3 separate regions of the Homo sapiens genome follow, and regions 2 and 3 are each linked to region 1. The links are chromatin loops, found by intact Hi-C in ENCODE. Cell type or tissue: IMR-90. All regions are shown on one strand. Links, peaks and the distances in the headings refer to the core of each region. The heading gives the core; the rest is flanking DNA.

What was found. Peaks named below come from ENCODE experiments on the same cell type or tissue, not always from the same donor. Only the 100,000 strongest peaks of a DNase experiment are listed, where the experiment ranks them.
Region 2: it touches region 1 in a loop (4-fold over the local background); 8 of 110 quality-filtered maps call a loop at or near these places.
Region 3: a loop joins it to region 1, with 7 times the contacts of the local background. A loop is called at or near these places in 5 of 110 quality-filtered maps.

Annotation. Positions count from the first base shown.
Region 1 is chr9:115,520,855-115,528,411 of GRCh38, forward strand. No RefSeq gene overlaps it. Among named protein-coding and RNA genes, the nearest start is that of DELEC1, 380 kb to the left of the region's middle. In IMR-90, for the core only: a CTCF peak has its summit at 3,809 (motif pointing left); a DNase peak (open chromatin) is centred at 3,797.
Region 2 is chr9:115,115,340-115,122,896 of GRCh38, forward strand. TNC (tenascin C) reads right to left here and starts at 2,818. Exons shown (of 28, transcript NM_002160.4): 1 at 2,643-2,818. LOC124902255 (a long non-coding RNA gene) reads left to right here. Exons shown (of 3, transcript XR_007061746.1): 3 at 5,617-7,205. It overlaps LOC101928748 (a long non-coding RNA gene), which reads right to left. Exons shown (of 6, transcript NR_110950.1): 5 at 7,458-7,533; 6 at 4,200-4,369. RefSeq lists an enhancer at 3,097-3,916. In IMR-90, for the core only: no CTCF peak of the experiment used is centred there; DNase peaks (open chromatin) are centred at 2,932 and 3,702; H3K4me3 peaks cover 1,974 bases; H3K27ac peaks cover 2,042 bases.
Region 3 is chr9:115,199,562-115,207,118 of GRCh38, forward strand. The region is part of intron 1 of DELEC1 (deleted in esophageal cancer 1); the gene reads left to right. Among named protein-coding and RNA genes, the nearest start is that of DELEC1, 62 kb to the left of the region's middle. In IMR-90, for the core only: a CTCF peak has its summit at 4,068 (motif pointing right); a DNase peak (open chromatin) is centred at 3,850; H3K27ac peaks cover 2,124 bases.

The sequences.
Region 1 (7,557 bases), core at 2,184-6,183:
AAAGAATGCAGAATAGGAGCAATGGATACTGTCCAGAGGAAAATGGGCTCCTGTTCGAGCAGACCTTGTTTCACCTCTCAAGCAAGGGCAGAATGTGGGAATATGAGGAGTCCCAAGCTGCCATGGAAACAAATGACCACAGGTTGTACCACAGCATTATTTCATCTTTCCTAACCTCTCCCTTTAAATTCTCATATTATCTGCACTAGTATATTTAGTCATTTATTTTTTAACCCAATCATTGTTTCAGCATGCATCATTTGTCAAATGCTATGTTTGGTGTTGGAGAGATGATAAAAGGATAAGGCAACCCTGCTTACTACCTGCTAGAGTCTATTTATCTGGTGGGAAAGTCAGGTGTCTAAGCCTAGACTTGAAGGAAGAGTGGGAATTCTCCAGTAATTGGGATGAGGATGGAAAGAACTGTTTTCTGTATGAATAGGAAATGTGGTGAGGCAGGAGGGTTGGATTTGAGAGTGCATAGGATGATTTCACAGAATTCAGTCATTCAGTGTGACTTGGATAAGATATCACAGGTGGAGAGATACACGGCTGAGTATTAGGAGACGAAGCTGGCAGGAGGTGCAGGGCCAGATTGTGAATGGCAGTCTAAGCCTCTCAAAGAGTTTGGGTTTTATGCTTCTCAACACACTTAGGAAAGACAAAGTTTATACTGTATATCACATACAATTGTTAAAATTAAGGATCAGATCATAGAAATGAATCACTTGAAGCCAGATTCTGCAGCCAAATTTGGCTAAAGAAGCAACAGGGTGGAAGAAAGAGAAATGATAGAAAGCATTTAAGAGTGCAATTTGCTTTTCTCACCTGAAGGTGCTGGTGCAAGTTAGGTTTCTGACCTCTCCAACAGGCATCTTGTGCCCTGATCCTCATCACCCATCAATCAAAGAACAGCCCTGCCTATCCTACTTCGTAGTTATGAAGACTGCTACGGTTTTGCTGTGCCCCACCCAAGTCTCATCTTGAATTGTAGTTACCATAATACCCACGTGTCATGGTGGGGGGCCTCGTGGCAAGTGATTAGATTACAGGGCAGTCCCCCCATGCTGTTCTCATGATACTCAGTGAATTCTCATGAGATCTGATGGTTTTATAAGGGGCTTTCCTTCATTTCATCTGCACTTCTCTTTCCTGCTGCTGTGTGAAGAAGGACGTGTTTGCTTCTCCTTCCACCATGATTGTAAGTTTCCTGAGGCCTCCCCAGCCATGTGGAACTGTGAGTCAATTAAACCTCTTTCCTTTATAAATTAGCCAGTCTTGGGTATGTCTTCATAGCAGCATGAGAATGGACTAATACAAAGACCAAATGAACAGTGACTGGGAAAGGACTATGTACTTATTTATCTCCTCTCTCCTTTTAGGTCTCTAGCTTGAGATAGAGATATCACTCTATGGCCCACAAACTAGGAGGTTTTATTCTTCAGAAGCCAAGAGATTCTTTCTCTAACAGAGTTTCCCATGGCCTGGAAGATAACCTATGACTCTCTAACCCAGTAAGCATGGCTGCTGGCCTCTTCTCTGTTCATTCTACTCATGAACCCGATGCTCTGGTCATGTGGAATTCCAAATTTGATATGCTAAAAATGAAGAAACAAAACGAAATGATTCCTTGTATATTCTGTAAGTTGATTCCCCACATCCCCACACAGATACAAGGCAAATGCAAAACACTCAGCTAAGAATTCAGCCATCTCTGCCTTGCACATGTTTCCATTGCCCAGATTTCCTCTTTTGATGGTTGTCCGGAGTTCACCTGTTCTCAGCCCTCCCTCTTCTGGGAAGCCTTTTCTGATTTTGGTGCAGCCATCAGTGAGATCTCTTTTCTTTGTACCCACAGCAATCTACAATTCCAATATTGCTTTAACCTCTACAAACAACCCCTTGAACTCAGAGTGAAAATAGAGTCACATTTGTTGGATGTTTCCAGTTGATCTCTCAGGTCCCCAGATGCTTCATGACTGCATACATCACTCCATCCTATGACTTCATTATTGTACAGTGTTAAATTTTTGGAGTACTCTCTCAACAGAAAAAAAAAACTGTTAAAAATGAACAAGCAGAACAACCATCGCAACAACAATAAACACAACATGAGCTTATGAAATCCCCAACCTCTAAGATAAAGCAAGAGGAGGGGTGTCAGATAAGAGCATTTCTCTCATTGCTTTCAGCTGCCAAATCTGTCCCTTTAGAAACTGCTAATCTCTGCTCTGACAGGCCATACGGCTCATCTTGCCACAAGACCTCACTTGTCCAATTGTCATGCCACCTGCCGTGGTTCTTCAAGGGAGAACATGCTTATATATTCTTAGCTGAGCCAGGCAAAGAGGTCCCCAATGTGGAGTTCTCTATTTGAAAATCCTCATACTCAGCTCTCTCAGGTATGTAGCCAAGTTATCTGCTAGACCCAAGAATTCTGGTCAAGGAAGTGACTACGTCTGCTATATCACCAGCCTAGAATCCCTGTGCCCTTTCCTTCCTGGGAATTGACTTAAGGGGGCAGGCAGATTTTTCATGCACAAAGGATCAGACTGCCCTTCCCTTATATAATGGGGTGACAGTCTCATCCTTCCAAGAGATGTGTCCTTAGTTCCTCAGTTTTCTTTTATGGAACTCTAACCTCAGTGACAAAAGAGTGATTTATCTTTCCAGTAGAGGCTCATCATGGGATTTCAAAATATCTACATGTATGTTCAGATTTGCAAAGTACCCTATTCTCTTTTTCCCCAGTTCTAGGAGAGACTGCTCTTGATGAATCAAAAATGGTTTCCTGGCATGTGTCTTGTTGAGAACAGAAGGAAAAACAAAATTTAATCACTGGCATATATCCCACCACAATCAATTTCACGATTCTATAATGCAATTGCACCATTTCTTGCTAATATGTGCTATTAGACAGCAGATTTGTTGAGAGTGGGAATTACATCTTACCTATAACCATTAAGGCATTACACCTTAATTCTATCCATGCACAGTTTCTAAGCTAGAACCTGCTGCGGAGTTGCACTCTAGTGATTTATTTATTATTTCACTAAAGAAAGAAGACTGAATGAGTGCATGGATCTCCTCCTAGAGTCCTTTCTGGGCACCATGTTCAAAATGAAAAAGGTCTTTTATCTGTGGTCACCAAAATTATATTTCTGAAAAAGATGCTGAAGTTTGTCTTTGATAAGCTCTCTTACATGTAATTACCTATGTTCCTGGCTATCTTTTATAAAGCAGCAATAAACTCAAGATTGTCTAATAACAATACCAGTGGAAGTACTATGTGCAAAGACCCCTTGGGAATCCCAGGATGGAAACACCTTCCATTAAAAAAGGTAACAGTCTCTTCCTTGGCAATACAGGATAATGGTGATATCAGAATATTTCAGAACGTATGTGCCTACTTATCAACAGGTATCAGTGTGAAGACACTGTGTACAGGTTCTGGCTCTAGCTCTGCTGCCAACCTACTAAGCTAGCTTTGATAAGTCTTTGTCCATCTCTGGGGCTCAGTTTCATTTTCTCCAAAAAGCAGTGGAAGGAATGTATTATCTCCGTGATCACTTGGAAAACCACATCCCTGCTTATTAATCTCCTGGAAGCTCCTATGGATTACGTACCTAAAATCAGACATGCTGGTCTAGCTCACAGGCCCTTTCCCTCAACACTGACCCTCATCTGACTGGTGGGCCAGCCAAGACTTAATATTTACCATTATGTTGTGTCCAAAGAGAACTGCTGTGATCTGGTAGTGGGGATTTGGAGTTTTCAAAATCCTGAACAGTGGCTCTTTACTGCTCCCTGGTGGTATAAGTGGGCTTCTGATGATGTCCAAAGAAAACGTTTTCTCTCTGAGATGTAGACTCCGCTCTTATCTTTTGGAAGGCTTAATGAGCCAAATATGTAACATGCCAGCACAATGCCTGCTACCAAGTAGCTGCTGAATAATGCATATTTATTTGTCCCTTCCAAAGGAAATTGGCTACAGATAGTTATGTTTTGAAGATTCTTTAAAAATATTACCATTATAGAGTAGGAATTTAGAGCATACAATAATAATGATAATGATAATAAATAATAATAGCAGTAAATCATGGGTATTTATTATATAACACCAAAAAAACTAAAAGTAATCAAGCAAAAGAGGGGTATACAAACTCTGAAAAAAATGAAAATTTATGTATTTGCTCATTCTTTTATTTATAATTTGTGAAGATGATAGGAATAAGGGGAGTCTAACACTTATTAGAGTCTATATTTTTCCATGTTTTCCATGTTGATATTTAACACCTAGAAAAATCTAATCATGCAGAAGTGAATAGCCTCATTCTACATAGGAGGGAACTGCGGCTCAGGGAGACAAATAGCGTGCTGAACGTTCCAAGAGCAATGTGTGGCCAGCATCTATAATTTAATCCAAGTATGCCTTGCCCCAGACCTTTGCTGTTTCTAACATATCATCCAGCTTTCTGGGGGCTTTAAAATCACTTCATCGTCTACCCCTTGAAAAGACGGAGAAACAATGACTCAGAGAGAGATGCTCTTTCTCCAGTGGTATGCTGGTAAATGTTTACCAACCAAGTCAGGGTGGTGGTGGGCAGGGACCAATCTATGGTATTTGCTGATTTCTCTGTTTAAAAAATACTCTCATCATGATCTATTTTATTGAATGTGGAGTTGGAAAGTAACGGGCTCTCGTGTGCTGGCAGCACATGACTGCTCCTAAATTTTACAGTGACAGCTTACAAATATTTATTGAGTATCAACATATTCCAGACTGATGTGAACAAGAACTCAAGTGTCTGGGCCAACTCCAGCTCCCTTCTGCTTTCTGGCTCTGGACAATAGAATCTGAGATGTCATTCTGCTACAACCTCACCAATTGGCCATTTTAGCCTCTGATTCTGCCCTTTTCCTATGACTCTGACTTCATGATATGAGAATATTTAGTATCAAGGTGAGGTGGCAAGACATTCATAGAGACTTAAATGAGTCACTGTCTGCCTATAGTAATGCCCCTTAGTATGGGAAAGAGATGCCCCTCTCATGGTGTGGTACCAATCAGCATCAGGATCTCTGCAATATGCTTATGCCAGTGGACTCTATGCTTCATGAAGGCAGAATATCTATCTTTTTATATACAGTTGCATTTCTAGAGCATAGAAAGATGGACTGATCCACTGTAGGTACATAATAAATAATTGTTGATGGCCAGGATATTAGAATTTCACTGTTTATATAAATTGCTTATTATTCTATGATTTTGGAAAGGACATTTAAAACCTCTGGAAGTCAGTTTCTCTATCATTGAAATGAAGAAAATACTAGCTACTATGAAAGTTTTTATAGGATTAAAATACTGTACATCAAGTTCTAGGTACATAGTAGAAAATAAACAAAGAAAATTATTCTTTTCCTTCTCCTCCTTCTCCTCCTCCTCCTCTTTCTCTTCCTCCTCCTTCTCCTTCTCTTCCTCTTCTTCCTCCTTCTCCTCTTCTTCTTTCCCACTACTTTTTGTTTTTATTATTATTGTCACTATTATTATTACTATTATTATTTAATTATTTTTTATTTTCAAGAATGCCATAATATAAACCAGGCTTATGAGACAGGTAGATTCTGATCACAACACCTTATATATATTTGGCAGACATATTTACATCATGCATCTCAGCCAATACTCATAACTTCCCTCTCTTAAATAGGTATCAGGTAGTTCATTTTATAGGTGAAGAATGAGGTCTGCACAATTAGTACCTCCTGGGATTTTTGCACAAACAAAAAGCTTCTCTGCTTGGATAACTCTTCTGTGGTGTGCTTTAAAGCTAAGCTTGTTTGTTCTACTATATTCAAAGGCTACTTCCTCTACCTGAGGCAGAGTTTGCTGTTTCTCTCTTTGTGCTCCTGTTGCATGGGATAACTTTATCTACCATTGTAGCTTTTACTTGTCATTTATTGTTCCTTTTATTAAAAGCCTATTTCTTGACAACCTCCTGGCTGTCAGAAATTTTGCTCAGGCTTTAGGAATGTAGTGAGTAGCAAAACAGATAAAACTTTCTGACCCAACAGAGCAAAGATGTCATGAGACATAGACGTTAATCAAATAGCCATAAATACACTCTATATGAAATAAACAGGCAGCTGGAATTGAGAGAGCGAAAGGTAGCTTGAGATTAGACTGAGTTTTTTAAGCAAGGGCAACATTATCCATAATTGTCCTACTAAGGATTTCAGGTTTTTATCCTAAGAATAATAGGAATCTTCAAAATAGTTTAAACAGAAGAGTGACTTGATCAGAATTTAATTTTAAAATACTACTGTCTTTCTTTTATAGAGAATACAGCTATTTTCCACACTACTTAAAGACACAGACCATGTTCAGTATTCCTGTAGCATCTAGCAAAATAGTTGGCATATAGTTGGCACCTAGGATTGTTGTTAAAATAGTAAATGAAATACAGCAATAGCTGAGATTTATATATATTTATAAATTATGTAATAATTTTTATTTATAAATCATGTAATAATTTTTATTATACTTTAAGTTTTAGGGTACATGTACACATTGTGCAGGTTAGTTACATATGTATACATGTGCCATGTTGGTGCGCTGCACCCACTAACTCGTCATCTAGCATTAGGTATATCTCCCAATGCTATCCTCCCCCCTCCCCCCACCCCACAACAGTCCCCAGAGTGTGATATTCCCCTTCCTGTGTCCATGGATCTCATTGTTCAATTCCCACCTATGAGTGAGAATATGCGGTGTTTGGTTTTTTGTTCTTGCGATAGTTTACTGAGAATGATGATTTCCAATTTCATCCATGTCCCTACAAAGGACATGAACTCATCATTTTTTATGGCTGCATAGTATTCCATGGTGTATATGTGCCACATTTTCTTAATCCAGTCTATCATTGTTGGACATTTGGGTTGGTTCCAAGTCTTTGCTATTGTGAATAATGCCACAATAAACATACGTGTGCATGTGTCTTTATAGCAGCATGATTTATAGTCCTTTGGGTATAGACCCAGTAATGGGATGGCTGGGTCAAATGGTATTTCTAGTTCTAGATCCCTGAGGAATCGCCACACTGACTTCCACAATGGTTGAACTAGTTTACAGTCCCACCAACAGTGTAAAAGTGTTCCTATTTCTCCACATCCTCTCCAGCACCTGTTGTTTCCTGACTTTTTAATGATTGCCATTCTAACTGGTGTGAGATGGTATCTCATTGTGGTTTTGATTTGCATTTCTCTGATGGCCAGTGATGATGAACATTTTTTCATGTGTTTTTTGGCTGCATAAATGTCTTCTTTTGAGAAGTGTGTGTTCATGTCCTTCGCCCACTTTTTGATGGAACCAAAAAAGAGCCCGCATCACCAAGTCAATCCTAAGCCAAAAGAACAAAGCTGGAGGCATCACACTACCTGACTTCAAACTATACCACAAGGCTACAGTAACCAAAACAGCATGGTACTGGTACCAAAACAGAGATATAGAACAATGGAACAGAACAGAGCCTTCAGAAATAACGCCGCATATCTACA
Region 2 (7,557 bases), core at 1,763-5,762, 410 kb before region 1:
ATTCAGAAGGAACACGGCAGAATGTACCTCTGACTTGGTGATCACGGGGACCTGGGTGTGAAACCTGGCTGTATCACTCTGAGTTCTAGGACCTTGGTAAAGTTATTCAGTCTCCCTGTTCTTGAAGCCATCTCTTTGTCCAACAAATATAGTCCATACCTCAGAGACATGCTGTGGATGATCCCACAAAAGCCTACAGTTTAGAGAGTAGGCTCATCATATATTTTGGCTATCATTGTCATTAGAATTAATTAAAATAGCCTTTGTTAAGTCTTTTATTTCTCATTCATATTCCTGTCTATTACACTATTTGTGGACTTGCTCTTACTTCTGCTACAGATGGTGACTCAGAGGGGCAAAAATCCTTGTTGAAGGGCAGAATGGCAACCAGAATGCACACAGCCTGGTTTCATGATTTGTAAATGTGCTTTTTGTCATTGAAGATTCTGTGGCAATGTCCCAGAGGCTAAGAGCAAAGGTGTAAGTTTTAGACCTTGTGACCCCACTTCAACCAAAGCAGCCCTGCATTTACCTGTCATATACTGGGGGTTTGCCCTAAATTCATGTAATGAATATTTTCATCATTAAAAATAAGTTTAAAAATCATGATCTTAGAATATTAATCTTGGACAAGTCCTTGTAAAATGATAAACAGAGAAACTAAGAAAAGTTTCCATTTATTGAACCCTTAATATGTGGAAGGTACTATGCCAAGTGTTTGCCATATATTACCTCATTTGAATGTTGCAAGAGCCCTGTGAGACATAGTTTGTCATCTCCATTATATGAATGACAAAGTTGAGGGCTGAAACGTTAGTCACTTCTTAGAGTGGGGAAGGAGGAGGTTAGTGTGGGATAAAATAGAGAAGCTAGGTTTTTAAAACAAAGCATAGAGGAAAAAAATATTTAATGACTGTAGAGCTTGGCAACATCCCTTTCAATCCTTGTCCAATTTACCCTGTTTGAGCAAACCAGAGAATACTCATATTGTGCACCTTTTTCTTCCCCACAAAGCAGTCACCTTCCTGAAATGCAAGGGCCAAAGCACGCTGACTTACATCTCCTGCAAATGACTTGTATGCGCACAAAGCCAGAAACTCTTCACTTGGTTGTCTAGGACTGAATAAATCTTCTTCAGTCCTGAATTGGGCTTGCCTGGCTGGGATGGATAGTAGTTTTCCTTTCTAAAACACATATGGGAAAGCTCTGTAAAAATGGGGGAAAAAGTCTACAAAAACATGAAAAAGAGGCATTCATTCTTCAAGTGGTGCTCCCTGTCCTGCCCTCCCTCCGGACAGAAAGCTTTTCCAAAGAGTTTCCAACAGCATCGTACTTCATAGCTGTCAGCTTTAGAATCTGCAGATGCCTAAACTCAAAACCTCCTGACATTCTGGAATCAAAATTTGACATTAACTTCCAGCCCCGGGCTACTACCTTTTCTCCAACCTGTGCCAACACAACCTCCTGCTTGTAAAATACAGCCAAGTCTCAGACCTGCCAGCCTAGTGAGACACCCTCAGATTGGGTGAGATAAAAAGCGGGGGCTGGGGGCGGGCTGAGGAACAACACACAAGAAACAATCCAAGACTGGCTCAATGCCTCTTTTAACTTCCAGAGTGATGGCAGTTTTTGGCAATGACAATGATTATCCAAACTTCCAGTTATTAAGCAGTCATTGCTGATCTTTCTATACCTCATTTTCTCCTCAAAACGACAGCAGACGCTATTGTCCCCATTTTAGAGATGTGAAAACTGAGGATTAAGGAAGTGATGTATCTTTCTCAGGGTCATATGTATGGTGGTGGGGAGAATACCAAACACCTCTGGCTTCAAACCTAAGCTCTTATTCCTCTTACAACACTGATGGGTGAGAAGAACCCCTGTGTTCTTTCCAAAGTACACCAGGGGCAGCAGGGTTCCCATACCTGGGGGATGTTGTTGCTCAGATCTTTCTGTGATGAGAGGTGAGGAGGAGGAGGTGATTCTAGAGACATGTGGGACGCTGCTGGCTCTAGGCACCCCAGTAAAGCTGTTCTCCACCACTCTCTAGCTGCCTGTCAGTTATTCATCTGGCCCAGGAGCCACCTCCTCTCTTCTGTCCCCCAGCTCTCATTTCCAGGGTGAATATTTTGAGGACCAAATGAGGGAATGGGTACAAAACTCTTTGTAAACTTTATGTAAGTGCTGTTTAGATATAAACTTTTATATTCTCCCTGCACTCCTCTATCAAACTCCCTCTAACCCATCCCAGGGGCAGGCTATGAGCAAAGTCTGCCTTAAAACTCTACTGCCCTAACCCTCAAAATAAAAGATATATACAGGTGAATCAGCCAGACTAGAAGTAGGAGAGCAGTTGAAGAGAAAATTTTTACTTTTCCTCTGCAGAACAGCAGAAGATAACAACTTTACGAAAAGTTCCTTCCAAGTCTGACTATTCATAAAGTTAAAACAAACAAAATTACAAGACCAGAAAAGTCAAGGTGCATCTGATATAACCAATACACACTCCTTTTTTTTCCAGCGGTGGAAAAAAAAACCCCATATGTTTTGTAATTATAATATAAAATCACAACTCATTTGGTACCAGGAATGCAATCCTTACATCATAAGGATCTCTAGTGATGAGGGCAAAACAGACTTACCTTTCCGATGGGCGAGAGACCTAGGTCCTTGGAAGAAGTACCTGGAGTGTGGAGCTGCGGCGGTTCCCACGTGCGCGTTCCCCCGAGTTCCCCAGCAGCGCTGCCTTTGTGCCCACGGAGGCGGGGGCGTGTATCTGCGCGCGGGAGAGGCGGGTGACAGTAGGCAGGCTGTGGCCGGTGCAGCCAACTTTGGCTGGCTTATATAGCGAGCTCCTTCCTCTGTAATGGGACGCCTCGCCTCCAGACATCCTTTCCCACTTTTTCAGTTGGCGAATTAAAGGAACAGCCCTCCCAGCGGAACAGGGTTAGCTCATGAAAGACGCACTCACTCCTGGCTCTCGGCCAGGGAAGGAACCCATTTGCATACAATTTATGGCGAAAGTAGGAATTCCCGCCTGCCCGCCCCCGACCCCGAGTAGCTGTTAGTGAAATGTGATTTTTGCTTTGCTCCCCACACGGGTTTTCTAATTGTGAGACGGATGCCTGGGGAGCAAGAGGGAGTAGGATCCGCAGCCCTGGCTCCCCTCTTGTACTTGGTCAAGCTGGAAATGGGACCAGGGCTCGCCTGGGCTCTGGGCAGCAGCTGCTCAGTGGCACCTCGGAGCGAGTACAGGGACTGAGCCCAGTTCCTGGAAAGAGGAGATAAAGCCCTTCAAAAGCCTGGGGGGTTTCAGGTTTCTCTGGGCCAGCGGAGAGATAACCCAGGATTAGGTCTCAGCAGGTGGGGATCGTGCGGGACGCTCACATCAGCCCTGCTTTTCTTGTGTGGGAGCCAGCCTTGCCCAGCTGCTGGGAGGCATCTTTGTTCCAGCCCCAGTGTCCTGCAGGGCAGTAGCTTTTTGACATTGTTCATGCCCTGTGCCTGGTGTGGTCTTCTCAGCTGGGTCTCCAGGGGGAAGGATTTCTGAGGTTTTCTCTTAGTGCTGAAAGGCGTCCCCCACAGCCCTTTCTTTAAAGAAAAGCAATAATTTAAAAAGGTAACAACCTAATCCTTGAGCCATAAGCTGCGCCTTTGCTTTCCAGCCTGCCGTGGATTTCCTCCAAGCTCTGAGTCATCCGTTCGTTTGGTGGTTAGCATGCATTGAGTATCCTCAGGGCATACAGGGGCATTTAAGGGAGTGGAGAAGTAGCACTTCACCCGTGCCTAGAGACTTCTGAGCCTGCCGCAGAGCATAGTAGTTTGTGACAGTGAAGTAAAATGAAGCATTAAATGTAATTCAAAACGCAACTACCATTGAGCCCTCCCTTATTAAGTCTATAATCAGGTGCTGTGCAGGGTACTTTATGAACACTATTTTTGTTCACTATTTTTATTATATCCTTGTAACCAGTAAGTAGGATAGACACAAGTGTCTCTTTTTTACACAAGAAAACTGACGTTTAGAGAAGTAATGAAACTTTACCAAGGGAATACACCTGGGAAGTGTTTATATTACAACACTGGGCTCCAGAGATCTATTACACGTTACTGTTTAGGAATAGGGTATGATGATATTTAAACAATGTTTTATGCTGTATTAGATTGTTAACACCATTTGTGTAGAAATCACAGCCATATTTGAATATGGAAAATATATTTATTTGCTCCATAAAGCTAATTAGGAGAGATCTTTGATTTTTAAAAATTAACTACTAATAATGGAGGTCTCAATTATCCACTTATTTTCAATATTAAATGATATCATCCCCACAGTTATTATTGTTGCTGTGGGCCTCAGTTTCCCCATCTGAAAAAAAAAGCAAGACACGATTAGGTCATCCTACGGTTGCTTTGGCTGTAGTATTTTAGGATTCTCTGCTAAAGTGACCCTCCCAGACAGCAAGAAAGCCCATAAATAGTCATGTCATAAAACCGCTCATTTGAACTTTTGATCCATTTTGGCTGATTCAAATGTTGGTTGTTTGGGAAGTTTTAAATTCTGTGCTTTAGCCAAAGGATATTTCAGTAGCATGAAGCTGTGTCTCAACCAGCAGTGAGTGGTTCCTACTGAGTTAATCTCTTGGGTTAGGGATTAAAATATTAGAATAGTGTACAATATATGTCATATGGTATATAAACTATATTTGTATAGAACATATAATCAATATATTTATAATTCTATGTGAGTTTTTAAATAAGACAAGAGCGCATGCTAGAAAACTAGATAGATATGGCTTTTTCGGGGAATGTCTCAAACTCGAACTCCTCTCCCCAGTTCTTTAGGATTCTACAATCGTTGATTAGTGTCTACCACAAGTGGTATGGTCAATCACAGGGAAACTAAGCCAAATATGACCAGGCTGGCCCTCAAAGCAGGAAAAGGCTAGCAGAGGTGACAAACAAGAATACTATTATGGGTTAAGTTAACAACTATCATATAAGTGTATTCTGATAACATAGAGAAGAGATGATTTATGCATTTTTAGGAGAGGCTACTTGTAAAAGGCATTTTCTCCAAAAAGCTATGTGGCATCTTAAGCTTTTTGGCATTTGAGTAAGGAGTGCCCAGACGAGGACGTGTTTTCCATCCCTGTACTGTTCGCAGCCTCTGTTTCTGGTAGATGGGTCCATATGCACCAGGTACTCTACAATACCCAAACTTTGTTCATGCTAGGATGATGCCCTAGGCTCCTCACCTCCATGCCCTCACATCTATTTATCATCCATTTCTGATCTGACTTCACTATGGAGCTTCCTAAATGGAAGAAATCCATCTAGGAAGAGATGTTTCTATGCACTATGGCATTTGTAACTCTATTAGGACATCCATTGCATCTACATGGTATAATTACACATGTGCATGTCTAGATTTTCCTCCTAGATGCTAGGCTTCCTGAGGCTGGTGATCACACTTGCTTTTTCTGTACCTGGCATAGAGCCTTGGGTATCATAGAAGCTCAGTAAATGTTTATAGAATGAATGAAGTAATGGAGGAACAAATAAATGTTTGACATGTTGTGCTTTATAATTAAATTCTTCCTTTTACAACCATAGAACCTGAAAAGGAAACTGGATTATTGTGTCCAATGCTTCCATCGCACAGATCAGAAAGTGGGGTGCTGAGAGGAAGAATGACTTGTCTGAAGCCACTATGCCTGCTTTCCAGGAAGAAAACTGTCACAATCAGAACTGAGCAACCAAGCCACACTAGACATTACAGCAGAGGAAGTTTATGGAAATGAAGAACCATTTTTCCTCCTGTTTGGCAGAGGCCATACCTCTTGGCATCTAATCCCTCATGGTTGCATCCTTCTGAGAAGCATAAGCACTTTTTTCCACTTGAGAGGGTAGAATGAATGCATGTAAACACCACCCCTGCACAGAGCTTCCTGCCAAAGACTGATTTTGTTGTTGCTTGTTTGCAGTTCTTATTCAGGAGTTGCTGGTGGAGGCTGTGGTTTAGAGACCAGAGGAATGTCATGGTTTGCCTCAGGTGAGATCATTCTCATTTCTTTAAAGGTCTGTTAAATGTAATACTTTTTCTTCCAGACAGAACAGACAATGAGTGGAATTTTGGCCAGGACTAGTGCTGAGGAAGCTGAGTGTCCACTTCCCCATGGAATCCCCTGCTTCCTACTCTGATTACATACTCCTTCACTGTTCCCAACCTTCCTCCTCCTCTTCCCGGGATTCATCTCATCTGGTGTGCTAACTCCAGTCCAAAAGTCTCATGTGACTCCATAATTACCAGAAATCTTTTCCAAAGCCGGGATGGATCTCTGATCCCACACAGTGGGCCAGTCATTTAATTAAATGCATTTTGTTAGAGTCAAGGTTTCCCAACTTGCTTGCAGATCATTGTTGAGTGGTCTTTTCCAACTCTTCTTGCTTTTCCTTCGACAACAAAGGACAAAATCAAGTTCAAAGACCATATGGAGTGTGTGGCAAGACATATGAGAGCTTCTCTGATGGATGGACTATGGCAATTTAGCTGCGCCATCAACCAAGAAGTCATGCCTGGTCAGCACAGCAGAGTGGAGAGCATTGGTTGAGTGTCTAAGTCTTGATGCTGCATCAACTCGCTGTGTGACTTTGGGAAAATCGCTTTCCCCGCTGACACACAGGGTCCTGGTTAGCAAGTGGGGAATTCCCAGGGATTATAGCAACTCAAAACTCTCAAGTAAAATCTTTAAAGAAATAATTTAGAAGTCTCCAAGCCTTTGCACATTCACTTCCCTAGGAAGAACCCTGTCTTATTGCCATGACAAATTCCTTTATTATTTTTTTCAAGAGTTCCTTCATAGTGCTTCTTCTAACAAAGTTTTATGACCCTCACATCCAGAGAGAAGGGCCTCTCCTTCATGCTCATCTACACCACCATTTTTTAACTTTTAGTATGTTGCACATTTTATTTCTCTTGCCTGTTTACCCTGCTAGATCATGGACACCTGAGGGTAGACACTGTGCCTTTCCATCTGTTTGTCAGCAGTTCTCTTTGTTGCCAGCATCTGTTGATGGCTGCTGCCTATGTCATGTTATTTGTTAATTATTTTGAATATCATTCCTACATATCATAGTGTTTAGAATAGCATACGACCTGTCACAGATTTTGGAGGTAAGCAATAAAGGCATTCTTGAAGTGACTTTTATGAAATGATTAGAGACCTTAATTGTTATCATCAATTTACTCATTCATTTGCCCAGCTGGTCTGTGAGGACTCCTTGAGGCCAAGGACTGTGCTTTTCACCTGTACAGACCCAAAGCACTTGGAGGTTGATTAATGTTCCTATGAAATGATTGACTGATCAACTAATTGGCTGCATAATGGAAAATATATGATATTAGCACACAGTCTTGGGTTCTATTTGGCCCAACTGCTTACAATGTGAATTACCTTGAGAAAAGCATGTCCCCTCTCTGAAGCTCCTCCTCTTCTTCTTGGGATTCATCTGGTTTCCTGTTTTATAAAACTGAGATAAAAATCTGTACCTTGA
Region 3 (7,557 bases), core at 1,763-5,762, 320 kb before region 1:
ACAGCTAAGCCGGATAAGAATTTATCTCTATCTCTAAGTGTATCTCTCTGTCTTATGTGTATTTCCTGTATCTCAGTTTCTACATCTGTGTATTATCTATCTATCTATCTATCTATCTATCTATCTATCTATCTATCTATCATCTGTCTATCTTTCTATCTCTCTATTATCTATCAGCTACTATGTGCCAGGAATTGTAGGCTGAGGAGATGTGACAATAAACACAATTGCCAGAGTTCCTACTCTCATGGATTTTTAATAAGTGCAATAAAGCAAACTAAAATAGGGAAAAGGGATGTAAAGCAAACTAAAATAGGGAAAAGGGATGTAGAGTAAAAGGGTGCTTTTGTGGATAAGATGCTTTAAACAGAGAATATCTTTGAGTGGAGGCAGGAATCAAGTGTGGAGGCAGACATGCGCTCTGTGTCTGCAGCTAAGATAGCTTTGTAATTAGCATTTTCTAAATACAGGAAAACATGATTGTCTTTATTGGGTAGCGTGAAACATGCCATGACTATCTTGAGGTGTGTGTGTGGGGTGTGTGTGTGTGTGTTGATCAAATCCTTTCCCAGACCAGAAAGAGCAAGAAAAGGTCAGCCTAAGTTGTATAAACAAAGAGGATTTGGAGGCTTCAGGTTAATAAAGTTTTGTGGGGTTTAGAGAGCCATGGAGGCGGTGTTCATAAAAATAGAGAACCCAACCAGACAGAAGTTTGTGTGTGTTTGAGACATGAGTCTTTGGTGTCTACACACCAAAAATCAGTTATACCTGGAGAAATAATTATGACATTTTCAACAGAAAAGTATTTAGGCATGGTTAAGATCTGACCCCCACAAAAGATTGAGGAAAAATTGATGAGTTCAGCAACAGCCAATAAAAAGTCATGGGAAGACTGAATGTTGGAGTTTAGTTACCTTTGGGTCTGAGAAACTGCATTATATTCCCATAAAAGACTGAAGATTAAGCCATATTCCTCTCTCTGTGCATTATATTCCTTCTTTTTTCTTTTTTCCCTAACAGAATTTTAGTTGCTTGAAAAGAATTAACATAGAGCAGAATTTTGAATATGGCTAGGATTAGCTATTGTAGCATAAGGTAAGTGGAAAAGAACCCCTTGTCATGTTGAGTTTTTGGAATGTCTAGACATGAATAAAAATTAAAAGGTATCATTGATTGTTTCTGTTTTAATGAGTATAAAGTGAATTGGGCAATTCACAGGCTAACTCCAACCATTTTGGGCTTCCTGATGACTAGGGCCAAGATATTTCAAAGAGTACTAGGTGATTTATTGGGTCTTATGCAATTATTATTCCAAGAAGAGAGATGTCGTGTCCTTGGCTTATGGGTCTGGAACCTACTCATGCATCTGTCTATCCAGGCTTCTGTCCATGCATCCAAGAGGCTTTTATGGAGCTCTGTGAATGTCACAAAGATGAATCAGGCATGCCCTCTGTTCCCAAAAAGCTCACAGCACAGCCACAGATGAGGAAATAGAGAATTATGTTTTTTAAAGTAGGGTAAGTGTAGGATGGTGGCAAGGGTTAGATGTTTTGGGATTGGGGGTAATGATCCCAAATTGGATTAGAGCACCTGGTAACAGTTTCTCAGAAACGCTGATGATTATGTTCATCCTAGAGAAGAATGTGTGGAGGTTGTGCAGGCACAGAAGGAAGAAAGAGGTTTTCCAGGAAGAGGGAATTGTACAAGCCTGGGCAGAGGCACAAAGGGGTGGAAGAGCAAGATTCACTCAGGGAATTGCAGTAAATTGGCACGACTGGAGTCCAGACTACATGTTTGGTCAGGCAGTGGGGTAGGTATAGAAAAGGAAAGAATGGCCAAGAGTGAGAGACTCAGAGTATTTGGGATAGAGTTATGAGAGGCCTGGGGGACACTATAATGAACTTGGATTTGATGCTAGTAGCTCTGAGGAACCATGTATGTAATTTAAATTGAAGGTGTCTCACTAAGATGATGGAAGTTCCATTGGGCTCCTATGGGGTGAGTAGAATTCTATGGCAATTTTTTGCAATAATTATGGCACAAGAGTGAGGCCAAGAGTAAATGATCTGGAGTGTGAGAAGCCACTTAATTCTTTGTATGTTGGTCCTTAAGGTGTAAGCATCCCTTTCATGGACCTTTTGTAGGTCCAATGAATGACCTCAACATGAAACCTTGCAGATAATTTTGAAAGAAAAGGAAAAAAAACTCTTCAATCATGAAAAGGTCTCCATTATATTTCCAAGCTATGTGAAAATTTTTATTATATATCAATTACTTTGGAAACATGGCCATTGCATGACACTGTTTCTCATTCATGAAGGGAACACTTCTGTTTTGAATCCCCAGCGGTGCCTGGTGTAGTGCCTGAGACAGAGAAGAAGCTTAGTAAATGTTCAAGGTATTGGTTTGCTAATGATCCAAACCAAGCTGTGTTTGGGCCCATTTGAACATTTACCGAACCATGTTGTTAAATATAAGGAATGTCAGTAATAACCACAAAAGTAAGTCAGTAAAGACAATAGAGCAATGTCTTAGTAGTTATCATCTACTGAAGATCTGCTCTTAGCTAGGCATGGTCGCAGGCTCTTTATGCCTCATTTCACTAAATCCTTACCATCCCCACACTGTGTCTGTTTTATTATCCCCCTTTACAGTTGGGAACACTGAGGTTAACTGTGTTTACTCAACAATCTCAGGGTCACACAGATGCAGAGTAGAAAAGCAGGATGTGATCCTAGGACTAAAGGCAGACAAAGTCTATGCCTTTTCTCTCCTATTGCAGTTTCCACATATCAGCAGGTACTTCCTGTGAAAGAGGAAGCACATTTGTTCTCCTGGCTCCAGAGAAGAGAAAGCAGACTGGCAGCTCTCCCATGAGGGAAAGAGGAGAACTTTGACAGGAATTTACGACCACCAGGGAGAACAGAACTAACTTTTCTGTAAGGCTGTGGCCACCTACCCCTGAAGATGAGATGCTGATGTAGAAAATGGACAGCCATCTCTTAGAGGATCTGCAAAATAATTTCTATTCTGGTTAGAAAAATTAAATACATTCACTTTATCTTTATGATCTTGAGATATTCCTTGGATAGTAACAACAGCTCCTGACATCTGGAGACTATTTCATTTTAGACAAAACATTTGCATGGAGAATCTAATATGATCCCATGTGACATTCTTTTTGGGACAAGGTAGCTGTTGCTCAGAGAAGCAGCAGGAATTGTCCAAGGACACACAGGGTGAATGAAAGACTTGGCAGTGGGACCTGGGTCCAATAATTTCAAGACCAGTGCTCCTTCACCTATGCATGTTGTCTACTGGAGTGAAGCAAAAATATGGGTCTATAGGGCAGTATTATGCAGAATGAGTAGTTTCTTTCCATTATTAGCATAAGCCATACTCTGAAGCTATTTCTGAGACAGTCATCCTTTTCTATGTGGGTCAATGTTCCTGCAGCATGGACTTCCTTCTGGGAACAAAGCATCCTTTAGGATCTTCCTTAATCATCCTCATCAGTGTAATATGTTGCTTCCTGTCCAACTGTGCCCCATTTCCATAGGCAATTTATCTGTATCCATAGAGACACCAGAGATCTGCTTCTTACTTCAAATGTTTCATATCTAGGTTATTCTTCCTGACATGTGAGTCCAGGGCACAAGTCTAAAGCTCCCACTTACACAGCCCAGAGGGACTGAGCCCTGCTTTCCACAGTCAGGTCAGGAGCACACTGACTCCTGACTGTGGAAAATTTGTCTGTGTGCTAAGTGTAAACAGATGTCCCCAGCTGCCGGATCCTTTGGCCATATGAAACCAATCACCAACTCTACACAAACATGCATCATCAGGCTAAAATCTGAAGGTGCAATGAACTCACCCTGCTTCCCATAGGACAGTGGGTGAGTAGAGGCTGTGGGGAGTTTGGTCAGAGCAGTCCATCTAAGGGCAAAATTTGTGTGGTTTAATGAGATGAAAGTGGTGAAGCGGGGCCAAAGGAAGTGCAGCTCAGAGTTAGGATAGATACTGGTTCAATATCATCTGGACACTTTCAACCCTGTACACATGGGGGCACTAAGGTTTGGGGGTAGAAGTGACTTCCTCATGATCTCATAGCACTCTAGTGATTCCCTCAGGGTTTAATCACAGATCAGAATGCCCAGGCCAGTACTCATTCCATTATGTAAGGCTGCCTATGACACTGGCTTTCCCTTGAGCTTCTTCATGTGGAGTCCTTGCATCTCTTATGTTTTAAATCCTGGCAGTTTTGGATTGACTTTTCTAAGCCATGTGAACTTTCCTAAAGGATAAAAATGATGATGCCATTGATTGTGGGTTAATATTAGGTTAGCCTAGATGTTCTATGTACTTAATTGCATTAATAGCCCTAACGTACCATGAAGTAGGTCTTCTATTTTAAAGAAGAAGAAGCTGATACTCAGAAATGGAAAGAGGGTTGCCTAAGGACACAGCTTTTAGATGGCACAGCCTGAATTCACATCAAGACAAGTTCCAAAGACATAGTTTAAAGAATCAACGAAGTTATACTGAGGCATCTGATTGACAATATAAGATGGCTGCATGATTAATATTATTTATTCACTTAAAAGAATTTATTGAGCATTTATTATGTGTCTGGCAGTATATGTGGTTTCAAAGTTGAGCATGACATTATTCTATTAAGAAAACAGTGTAGTGGTGGAGTTGGAAATACAAACAAACCCCTCATTTATGTTGAAGCAATTGTTAAATGGATGATTGATCAGGTATAATTGGAATAGAGTAAAAGGAGTGCATCAGTTTGTCTAAAGGGTAAGAGATGGTTTGTCAGAAGAGGTGACACTTTTCTATCAAATAGGTGAGGATGGAATTCAAAGCAGAAGTTGACAGTCTGTTTAGAGAAGTGAAAACAGAACAAATTATGGAATTGTGGAATACTTAGGGAAATACAGGTCATTAGGTATTGTTAATTTGTTAAAATATAAGCAGGGAAGCTAAAAAGATGATATTAAATATACAGGTTACAAGGACCTTATAGGTTTTACTAAGGGAGTTAGAATTGTTCTCTGAGGGCAATTGGAAACCATGGATTGGTTTTAAACAAAAAACGCATGATGGACGTATTGTTTAGGATTGGATTTGATTGTTAGTAATGTGAAACTCTAAATTAATACTGGCCTAAAAACAGTAGGAGTTTGTTTTTCATCTAAAAGTCTGGCGTTACATAGTCGAGGATTAATATGATGGCTGTTTAGGAATTCAATATTTTTTCAACCATCCCCGTATGTGACCTTCAGACTCACATTCTAAACCTATAATCAGGGCAACAAGGTGGAAACAATGGTAAATAAGAAGAGAGTTACACAGAGGTACCAGTGTTCTTTTAAGGAAGGTCCTCAGAAGCTTGCACAAGACACTTCTGCTTTTATCTTATACATCAGAACTTAGTTACATGTCTACACTCAGCTGCATTAAAGGTTGGGAAATACAGTCTTTGCTCTGGATGGTCAAGAGCCCATATAAAAAATCAGGCTTTGTGGTTTTCTGCTAGAACTGAAGGATGGATATTGAGGCAAGTTATCAGTAAGTATTTTCATATTAAAGAGATCACTTTAATAACTCTGTGGAAGATGGACAAAGATATAGGGAAGACACTGAAGATATGAGACTGAGGCTGGTGATAACCATGAGGCTGGGGAATGCTTTCCCTTTCAAATGACCTAGGCTTTGCCCAATTAAGGAAATTACTGTCTTAGAGTTACTTCTTTTCTATTGAGTCAGAGGTAGATATATGTCTCCTTCAGCAAATGAGTCATACCCAAGGTTGGGTAAACTTGTTTAGATATGCAGAGTGAACCACGATATGAACCTGGTTTGGACTGTATCCTTCACAGACTTAAAACTCTGCTCATCATTCTTGTGTCCTCAAATAGCCAGATCAGATTTTTTATTCTGATTTTCTATAGAGCTAAGATAGGTAAGAGGAAGTTTCTATCCATTTCATTCTGGTTAGCTGAGTTAACATGTTTTGTCTGTTAAATATTCATGGAATTAGGATAAGAACATGAGTTTTAGAACCAAGAAAAATGGGAATGAAAAACTCAGCTCTGGTACTAATCCCAGGTTGTCTGGTTTGTGAGTTAGTCCTGATCATCACCACACCATATGGCATCCTCTGGCTCTTGGTTTACTTTTCCCTCTTCCTTAAGCTGTTCATTTTCAAGTAACATGGGGAAAGTCACACCAGTCTTACTGAGTATCCCTAAAAAATGGAGGCAGAAGAATGGACTTGATGATAGAAAAATTTATTCTTGGGCACTAAGCGTGCTCAGCTGGCTATGTCTACCTCCATACCTCCCCTTTAATATTTTTCTCCTGGCCCAACAAGTATGTCCAGGGCCCTATAAAGGAAATAATCCAGCATATGTCTAATGTTGGCTCACCCAGTCCTCATCAGCTTTGAGCCATCTCACTTTGCTTCTAATATTCCTAAAGCCCCTCTTCTTCAGAGTCCCTACTCCTCTATTTTACTCAGTTTCTCTTGATTCTATATCATGGCTTCATTCTTCTCTACAGTGTTTCTAGGAATACGAAAGAGTAGGGATGTTGTCTGAAAACTCCAAGGTTGAGATATAACATACTGTTTAATAACAGAGATGCTGAAATCAAACTGGTATGAATTTACATCTTTCCCTTACTACTATTAATTCTGGACCTTAAGTAAGTTGTGTACCTTTTTCAAGTTTCCTCATCTGTAAGAAGGAGGACAATAATAATTCCTATCTTGTATGTTATTGTCAGAATTTAATGAGTTAACAAATATATGTAATATATATGTTTTATATATATATACACATTTTGGTTTAGTGTTTGGCATATAGTTAAGTACAAAATAAATATTAGCTATTGATATTAATTTTGGGGTTGGAGGTCAAGAAATAAGGCTGGAAAGTTGGGAGGCTCCATTGTGAAGAGTGACTTAATGATTAAGAAGCTGGATTTTGGGCAAGAAAAAAGAGGGGCTTTGGACAGGAGAGTGCATTCATTTTCTATTGCTGCCGCACAACATGAAACTTAGTGGTCTGAAACAACACAGACTCACAGTTCTGGAGATCAGATGTGTAACATGGTAGGCAGATTGCATTCCTCTGGTTTTGGGGAAGCCGTACCTTTCTCAGCTTCTAGAGGTTCTCCATATTCCCTGGCTGGTGGCCAAGCATATTCCGAATTCTGCTTCCGTTGCCACATCTTCGTGTCTGCCTGACTCTACTGTGTCTCTCTCACAAGAACTTTTGTCCCAGATAGTCCAGGACTATCTCCCCATCTCAAGATCCTTAATTTAATTACATTGGCAAAGTCCCTTTTGCCATGTAAAGTAACAAATTTGCAAGTTCTGGGGATTAGAATTTGGGCTTTGATGGAGGACATTTCAGCCTACCACAGAAAGTAACATGGCTGTCTGGGGATTTTCCAGGATAGCTTGTGAGATTAGAGTTAGGAAGGCCAGTTAAGATGCTGTTGTGAGAATGTGAGAATGCTGTTGTGAGAATGTTGTGGGGAATG